3 separate regions of the Homo sapiens genome follow, and regions 1 and 2 are each linked to region 3. Evidence: chromatin contacts called from ENCODE Hi-C or POLR2A ChIA-PET data. All regions are on one chromosome and are shown on one strand. Each heading gives the region's core, a stretch centred on a gene start or an enhancer-like site at or near the end of the contact. The rest is flanking DNA. Distances are from core to core; before and after follow the strand shown.

Evidence for each region. A loop is a pair of places that touch in the nucleus more often than their neighbours do. ChIA-PET counts read pairs that join two places held with the same protein, here RNA polymerase II (POLR2A). Pooled maps may share reads with other maps.
Region 1: a map of MCF 10A shows a loop between it and region 3 (11-fold over the local background). The contact joins two enhancer-like sites. A Hi-C loop is called at or near these places in 2 of 168 maps with a recorded cell type or tissue (MCF 10A and ascending aorta). POLR2A ChIA-PET finds 5 or more read pairs at or near these places in 4 of 52 experiments (GM10248, GM12878, MCF 10A and 1 more).
Region 2: a loop to region 3 is called in a map of ascending aorta, with 2.3 times the contacts of the local background. The contact joins the promoter of NPNT here to the enhancer-like site in region 3. A Hi-C loop is called at or near these places in 4 of 168 maps with a recorded cell type or tissue (aorta, ascending aorta and prostate gland) and 3 of 50 pooled maps.

Annotation. Positions count from the first base shown.
Region 1 is chr4:105,712,964-105,715,663 of GRCh38, reverse strand. The region is part of intron 1 of GSTCD (glutathione S-transferase C-terminal domain containing); the gene reads right to left. Among named protein-coding and RNA genes, the nearest start is that of GSTCD, 5.5 kb to the right of the region's middle. Within about 2 kb of position 1,288, at least 3 of the 41 ENCODE cell types and tissues checked have a DNase peak (open chromatin) inside an H3K27ac peak, as active enhancers do.
Region 2 is chr4:105,894,220-105,896,919 of GRCh38, reverse strand. It overlaps NPNT (nephronectin), which reads right to left and starts at 1,449. Exons shown (of 12, transcript NM_001033047.3): 1 at 1,197-1,449. The coding sequence starts at 1,267. RefSeq lists silencers at 294-588, 827-1,036, 1,197-1,766, 2,691-2,700.
Region 3 is chr4:105,807,492-105,810,191 of GRCh38, reverse strand. All of the region lies in intron 5 of GSTCD (glutathione S-transferase C-terminal domain containing), which reads right to left. Among named protein-coding and RNA genes, the nearest start is that of GSTCD-AS1, 18 kb to the left of the region's middle. Within about 2 kb of position 1,396, at least 3 of the 41 ENCODE cell types and tissues checked have a DNase peak (open chromatin) inside an H3K27ac peak, as active enhancers do; they include ascending aorta, where a contact is called at or near this core.

The sequences.
Region 1 (2,700 bases), core at 39-2,538, 94 kb after region 3:
AGACCTAAACACTTTAAGCTTCTTAGTTCTTCATTTTTTAAAACTAAGGAACTTGTAATCCATTATAAAAAATAAATATAGTCAGTAAAGTATTATCTAAGTTTCTTAATAATACAAATAATCACTACTGCTTTATTTTATATTTCTTCTATTAAAATATAACAGATATATACCATGATTTGTTACTTCTTAAAAGATTATCTGGGGGAAAATTATTTTATATACTGTAAAAGCAACAACTTTTTAACTTACAGATGCCATTTTCTCCCTGAGCTTATTTTTTAAAAATTTTTGTCACTGAGAGATAATTTTAAAACAAAAAGGTATTTATTAAAGATCAAAGTTCAAAGAGTTTTTTTATAAAGCTGAATAGAGCTCTGGAAATATTTTCATTATTAATATAACACCTTTATGCTATAAGTCCTTAAAAACAGTCAAACAAAGTGAGATCTGTAACAACACTAGGGCAAAAAGGACCAACCACACTTTCCAGGAATTAACAGTCTTTTTGAGGAGTTTGCTCTGGACTCACTCTCCTGACAGTAGGAGAGTAAAAAGAAGACTCACCCCTAAGTGTTTCAAGAAAGCAGTTTTGAAAGAAAACATGACTGATTTCATCATTTGCCCAACAGTCTAAAAAATAGTAATTACGAGGCTCATCCTAACACTTTTTAAAAAACTGGAAACAAAGCCATGCTATTTAATAGCTTTTAAGATATGTAGAAATATTCTTTTAAAAAGTATGCCTATATTTGCCACGTTGTAAGGCACATAAGAATATGAAAATAGGATTTTAGACATATTCTATAAACTCTTCTCACTGTTAGCACTTAATAAAATGCTAAATGTCAGCAAAACAGAATAGCAATAACCTGCCCATGGTGATATCTAAAAATTAATGAGATGCCTGAGAGAAAATGCAACAAAGTACTGTTGATTCTTAACGTATTTTTTTTAATATAGATGTTGGTTTTCCCCCTGGGAGATTAAAAATGTTACTTAATGATCTTAGAATAAAAAAAAAAATTACTCTCCTTGAATAATGTCTCCCTATTATGTACTAATATAATTTTTAAAATAAATATTAAATATTTGTAAACCTGTACAAATGTGATGTTTTTGGCTTGCACTGTGCCTTTTTAGAGAGTAGAACCAGTATTTGCTCCAAGTATGCAAATATCACAGGCAAAAAAAAAAAAATCCTTCCTCTTTTTTCTTTTCTAGCTTCAGAATGCCTTAGTTCGCTAATTTTCTGTCACGAGCTTTAAGAAGGTAGGTACTATAGAATCAACTTCTGTCTCCAGGGCTTCTGCGGCACAGCTCTTGTTACTCCATATTACATTCCTGCCAAGCACAGAAATAGAGTAATTTACTCTTTCTCAGCTTTGACAGGTGCCACTCTGCAGAGAGGGAGTGAGAAAGTAGCAGACAAAACCACAAACTTCAGGATATTAAATAGAGTGTGCATCTCTTTCCTGGACGTGCCAATTTGCTTGGGAATCTTGCCGAATGAATAAATGGGTAAAAAGAAAAGATTATGTCTTTGATTTCATTACTCAGGAATGTTCTAATATATTTTTAAATGGTGGAATTAGTCATAGGTTTAATATTTAGGCATTCAGATCTGGTTTTTTTTTTTCACTTTCATTCTAATGAATATATCTTAGCCTTGATAAAACACAGAGAATGAGAGATAAACAGTAAACATATTAAAAACAAGCATACTTCTCCACAGTCCAGAAAAAATAAAGCTTGAAAATTTTGTGATCAAAATTCAAGTCAAGATCTATGGCATTATGTATACATAACATTATATATTAGATAAATTATATATTATATAATGAAGACCAAAAAGTGCATAACTGCTGCAAATGATTAACCTGTGTTTTGTTTTTTGTTTTTTCAAATAAGTTATCTTTGTGACTACAATTTGATAGGAGCTCAACAAATGTTAGGTAAATAAAGTTTTAAATATTACATACATTTTATTGTCCACCTACTATGTGCTAAGCACACAGAACATGTGCATTACTTCTAATGCTCACAATCCTTAAAAGTATTTTATTTCCATTATAGAGATGAGAATTGTACATCAGTCCAAAAGTATTAATTAAATTCATAAAAGATCTTATTTAGAGACATTTAAGAATAGGTATTGTTCTAATATAACAGTACTATTTATAAATAAAATTTCATAAATTGAAGCAATTTTACCAAAGTGAAAATTGTCAGATATTATGTTATTCTAAGCAAGTATGCTGGTTTCAGTAATCCTTGATATAAACTTCCATTCCAAAGGCTGGGTTATTTGACAAGTTTCTGCACTGGATTAAATTCTTTGGCAATTCTTTCCTGATTCCTTTCATTGGCTACTCTGCAGATGTCTCAGTGACCCACAGCTCAGTGTTTTGCTCTCTGCTCAATCCACACTCCATCCTTCGAATACTGGCTTTCAAACTTTTGAGCATGCCACACAATTAGGTATATATTTTATAATGTAACACACAATACACTGAATAAAATAGAAACAAAAATGTCATGAAGCAATACTTATCCTACAATATGGGATAAATCTGATATTTTTTACTCTGTGCTTGTTTTTTTAAATGCTGGTTGTTACTCATTACATTGATTTCCTGACTCATTAATGGGGCACAACTCACAATATGACAGCACTGTTCTGGGTGATCTCCAGTGCCA
Region 2 (2,700 bases), core at 200-2,699, 87 kb before region 3:
CTCTGGCTGCTATCACGTTTTCTTAAAGTCTCCTTATCTTTTTCAATTCCCCTTTTCTTTTACCTGCCTTTCTACCCCCAGGCCCAAAGTACAAAATAACCCCGAACTTTCTATTTCCTCCGACCAGGTAGTGAACAAGCAGCTGTGCTTTTTCTTGGCGCTCCACTGGTTCCCCTCCGTTCGCCTCCGGGTACAAGAAAGCGAATCAATTGTGGAATTGATTCGTTCCAAGATTAAAGGTAAAACAGGTGCGGCATCTTTCTTTAGGACTAGGCAGGGACCTACACGGAGGGGTGGGGGCAGAGGTCGCTGAAGGAAGGCGACCGGGCGACGGTGTGCGCCAGAGTAAAACCTCTTTTCGCAGCAGCCATCTGCACCCGGGACGAGCCTAGTCTGTAATTGCACAGAGGTGAGGGGGACCGAGCACACCCTCCCGACAGACCCAGTGTCTCTCACACACCGGAGCGGCCCCGGAGCGCGGGAGGACCGGCTGAGTGACAGCGGAGACGCGGCCCGAGGTTGTTGGAACCTGTCACAGCACGCCGCCGTCAGGCTCGCCCGAGTCTGAGGAGCGGCGCAGTGTGTGCGCTCTCACACACACATCCACACACTCATGCTCACATTCACGGAGCGCCCACCCTCCGGTCCTCATTTTGAGTCTCCTTCCCTCAAGAAAACCAAATGGAGAGGCCCACAAATCTCCCCCGTAGCCCAGTCGCTGACTCGCACCCACTCTCTGTGTGAGCGGCCCCGAGAGCCCTGAGCAGAGCCCGGGCCTCCCCCCGGGGGCCTGGAAGCTTCCCCAGTGAAGAGCCGTCTAGTTCAGGCGCGGGAGTTTCCCGGGTAAGGGATGTTTCGCGCGTCACCTCGGCGTAGGTGGCTAAACCGCGCCCTCAGAGCCGAGATCCCAGGCTCCAGCGGCTCCTCTCCCTCAGTCCTAATTCCCGAGCCGGGGCGAGTCGCCCTCGGGGGGCCGCGGATGGGGTCCCAGACTCGCAAGGGCGCGCCCTCTCCGCCTCGGGCGGGCACTCGGAGCCGCTGGACCGCTCTCCTCGCGCCACGCTGTGCGGTGGCCCAACTTCTGGATGGAGGAGACGCCTCTCTGACCACGAAACCCCGCGGGGAAAAGTGACCCAAGACAGTGAGTGTGAAATTAGCGCGGGAAGGAGGAGAGGGCGCCCCGGGGCCCAGCTCACCTCCCGTCGAACTCGGCGGCCGCCTGCAGGTAGAGCGAGGATACCAGCACCAGCGCCAGGAGAAAATCCATGTTGGGCAGCGGGTCCTGGGGCGCAGCGCAGTGGCGCGCGAGGAACAGGTTGGGGTGGTGGGCGCCGATGGGAGGCGCCCCTCTGAGAGTCTCGAGGAACCCCCAGCCCTCGCCGCCCGGGCTACTGCTGCCGCTCCCGGAGGACAGCGGCGAGGCGCGCGGCCGGAGCAGGTCTGCTGCGCGGCGCCCGGAGCCCCCTCCCGCTCCCTTCTAGCTAGGGGAGGCGCTGCAGGGGTAGCTGCACCGCCCGCGGGGAGGGGCGCCAGGGGCGGGCAGGGGGTGCGCGTGCGCCCGACTCGCCGCCCTCCCAGCCCCGGGCGAAGGGTGAGCGCGCTCCGCTCCTCCCGGGGGCCCAGCGGGGCAGGCAACTCGGGGGCAGGGGCGCTGCGGGACGGCAGTGGCTCTTGGGGGTTAGCCAAGCAGGGCGAGCCCCAGCCTGGGAGAAAAGTTGCAAACCCTCTCTGGGAGAGGGAAAGCAGGGTGCCCAGCAGGAAAGGGGAGTGGAGGAGGAAAGGAGCCCGAGGCGTAGGTGCACGCTCCGCAGGTTCCGCCCGAACAGGTGGTGACTGCAGGGGCGAGCAGTAGCTTTCACCGGAGGGCGGAGAAGCCCTAGAGCAGAGAGGTTTATGGGGCTGGAGCTGAGCAGTGTCTGCATTTACTAAAACCACAGCACGACTTGGACAAATTAGCGAAGGCAAACTCTGGGAGTTTGCTTTTCCCGCAGAGTTGGCAAAGGCATATTTTTTATTTTGTAACTAACCAAAAGAAATATTTGGCTCTCCAGTCGGGTTTTGAAGAAGAAATGAGCAGACTGTTTCTGTCTCTATCAGCTCAACTCCCGAGCACATTAGGACAGGACTGCCCCTCTAGGGATGAGTGCCTGCCAGAGAGGAAGGGCTGCTACTGCCTAGTAGTGTTGTGGTGCCTGATCTTGAGGGGATCACTTAGAAACCATTTTAAGTAATCATTGTTCAGTTGTTGCAGAGTAAAAAGTATTGTACTAAATGACTGTGTTCAAATGAAAACATGATTATCCTAAGATGTACATGAGCCCAATCAAGTCACCCCTCTTCCCAACCTTACCTCGAATGACAGCCTTGTGCAGTGATCATCTGTCATCTCCCGTACCTCTCAATGTCCTCATTTCTCTTCCTCCAGTCCATGGCCTCCTTGCCTTTCTTGCATGTTCCAGGCATGCCCCTGCCTTGGGGCCAGTAACTGGCTGTTTTCTCTATCTGGACCCAAATATCTACATGGCTCACACCCTCACTTCCTTCAGTCTTTGCTCAAATGTCACCTCTTCCAGGAGGCCAATCATGATCATCCTATTTAAAACTGCAACTTGCCCTCTGCAAATATCTACATGGCACACGCCCTCACTTCCTTCAGTCTTTGCTCAAATGTCACACCTCTTTGAAGAGGCCAGTCATGAC
Region 3 (2,700 bases), core at 147-2,646:
TAAACATGTGGCTAGTTTTACTTTTAATTCAATACAGAGAAGTTAGAACTTTCTCCCTTCATTAGCCAATATAAGACAGGTAGACTTCCTAGAGAATTATGTAGGGCAGTAAAATAAATACTTTGTATTGATGGCCTTTAAAATTCATAAATGAATGATTTAATAAAAGACTTTGTGCTATTATTTATAATAAAAAAAACTAGGTTAGCATCTAAGAAATTTGTTACCTTTTAAGGAATCATATCCAAATACTGAGAAAAACATACTGGGATTAGTAGTAGCAGCAGCAACACTATAAATAACCCATTAATTTATACAACCTAGAAAAACACAATTTCTCACTGCAGTATACTTTGAGACAATGTAAACAATGTCTTAGGAGGAAAAAAGACCAGGTATAAAATTAAGACTTACATTGAAAGTGGAAAAAAAAAAACCAACCTGTCTTTACTTGTCGTCATTAATAGAATACTAAGAATTTCAACAGTTAATTTAACAAATATTTATTAGGTGCTTAAGATGTGCTAGGCACTGTTTTAAGGGTTGGGTATATTGCAGTCCTTGCTGCCATGGAGTACACATTCCAGTGGGGGTAGATAGGTGATACACACAAAACAAATAAATATACTATATTAGGGGTTAAAAAGAAAAATTAGAAAGGGGAGAAAGAGCAAGGAAGAGTAAACGTATTACAGATAGGCTGACCTGAAAGGGCCTCTCTAATAAGGTGACATTGAGATCTGAATAAAGTGAGAGAGTAAGGTGTATGGATTATCTAGGGGAAGAGTTTTCCAAACAAAGAGAATAACAAGTATACAGTAGTCTCCCCTTATCCTTGGGGATGCATTCTAAGACCTTCAGTGAATGACTGAAACCTCAGATAGTATTGAACCCGACTGCCATCAATCAGACCACATTTCTGCTCATGTCTTCTACCCATGAATTTAAGGACTTTTCCATCTTAACCAAACACTTAAAAGACACTGAAATGGCCATAATTTTTGCAGCTTGAGGTATGGCAGCAAACCTAGAATGGATTCTTTTCCCTTCTTCATAATTTCATGGATAGATGTGTTCTTACCACAGATCTTAGCAATCTCAGCATATGAGTTTTTTCTGTCCTTATTAAGTCAATAACTTTTACTTTTTCACTTAATGCTTGCACTTTATAGCTTCTCTTCGGCATATCCAAACTGTCAGCATCATTACTTTTGTGCTTTGGAGCCATTATTAAGTAAAATTTGGACTCAAGCACTGCAATATTGCAGCTGTCGATCTGATCATCAAGATAGCTACTAAGTGACCATCAGGCTAGTAGTGTACACAGTGTGGATTTGCTGGGCAAAGGAATGATTCATGTCCCAGGCAGAACGCAGTGGGATTGTGCCAGATTTCATCATGCTACTTAGAATGATGTGCTATTTAAAAGTTATAAATTGTTTATTTCTGGAATTTTTCATTTAATATTTTTGGGCCACAGTTGACTGCGGGTAACTAAACCACAGAAAGCGAAACTGCAAATAAGGGAGGACTGCTGCAGTTAGTGAATTCCAGACCGCAGAAGAGAAGATCAAAGAAGTAGCCAGGGGCTACAGTATGCAAAGCTTTTTAATCTATGTGGAAACTTTGGATTTTATTTTGAATTAGATGGATTTGGGGACATTATTTGACTTAAATAGGAAGTCTAACTAGGTCACTACTGAAATAGTCAAGGCTAGACATGATAGTTGCTTAGATTAAGATACAGCAGTGGAGGTAGTGAGAAGTGATTTGACTTGAAACATATTTTAAAAACAGAGCTGACAGAATTTGCTGATGGACTGATGTAGAGAGTAAAATAAAGAGACAGGGATAACTCTAGAGTTCTGAGCCTGAGCAATTAGAAAGAATCAAACTGCCATATATTGTTTTGCAGTGGAGGTATAAGGACTAAGCCCTGAGTTTTTCAATGTTTAGAGATTTGGAAGCTGATAAGGAGACTGATAAGGGGTTATTCTACTGGTTTCTCAGAAGCAAACCAAGGGGTATTTCAAGAGAAAAATGATCAACTTTGTCAAATGCAGCTGATACACCAAATAAGATAAGGACTGAGACTAGTCTATTATATTTAGTAAACAGAAGTCATTAGTAACCTTGACAACAGCAGTTTTGTTAGAATGATGGGACAGAGGTCTGATTATCATAGGATCAAGAGAGAAGAAGGAAAACTGATACATGTACAAGGCATAATAGAAATACAAAAATCACCATTTAATAATGACCGTTGTAATAACTGATTTGCATAGAAATCATCAACGGATGCTAAAACCATTGAGGAAAACTTACTGGAGAACACGATGGTTTCAAAGTAGCTCCTCAGAGACTATTATTACAAAGGGAAACCGGTATTCTTACAATGAAGAAATCTGACAGACACCATATCAACCAAGTGATCAAACCTAATATCACAAACAATGTGTCAAACTGATACCATGTGCTCCCTGCTGTGGTATACTCAAGGCATACACCATTAGCTCTATAGTATGCTGGCCAAAATATTTGAGTCATTCTGTTGCAGTCTTGCCAATAGTTTAATTTTCATCTAATAGAGGAAATAGATAAATCCAAATTGAGAACATTCTGTAAAATACCTAGAATAGATTCTTTTTCAAAATGTTAAAGTTAAGAAAGACAAAACAAATTTTATAGGACAGGATCCTA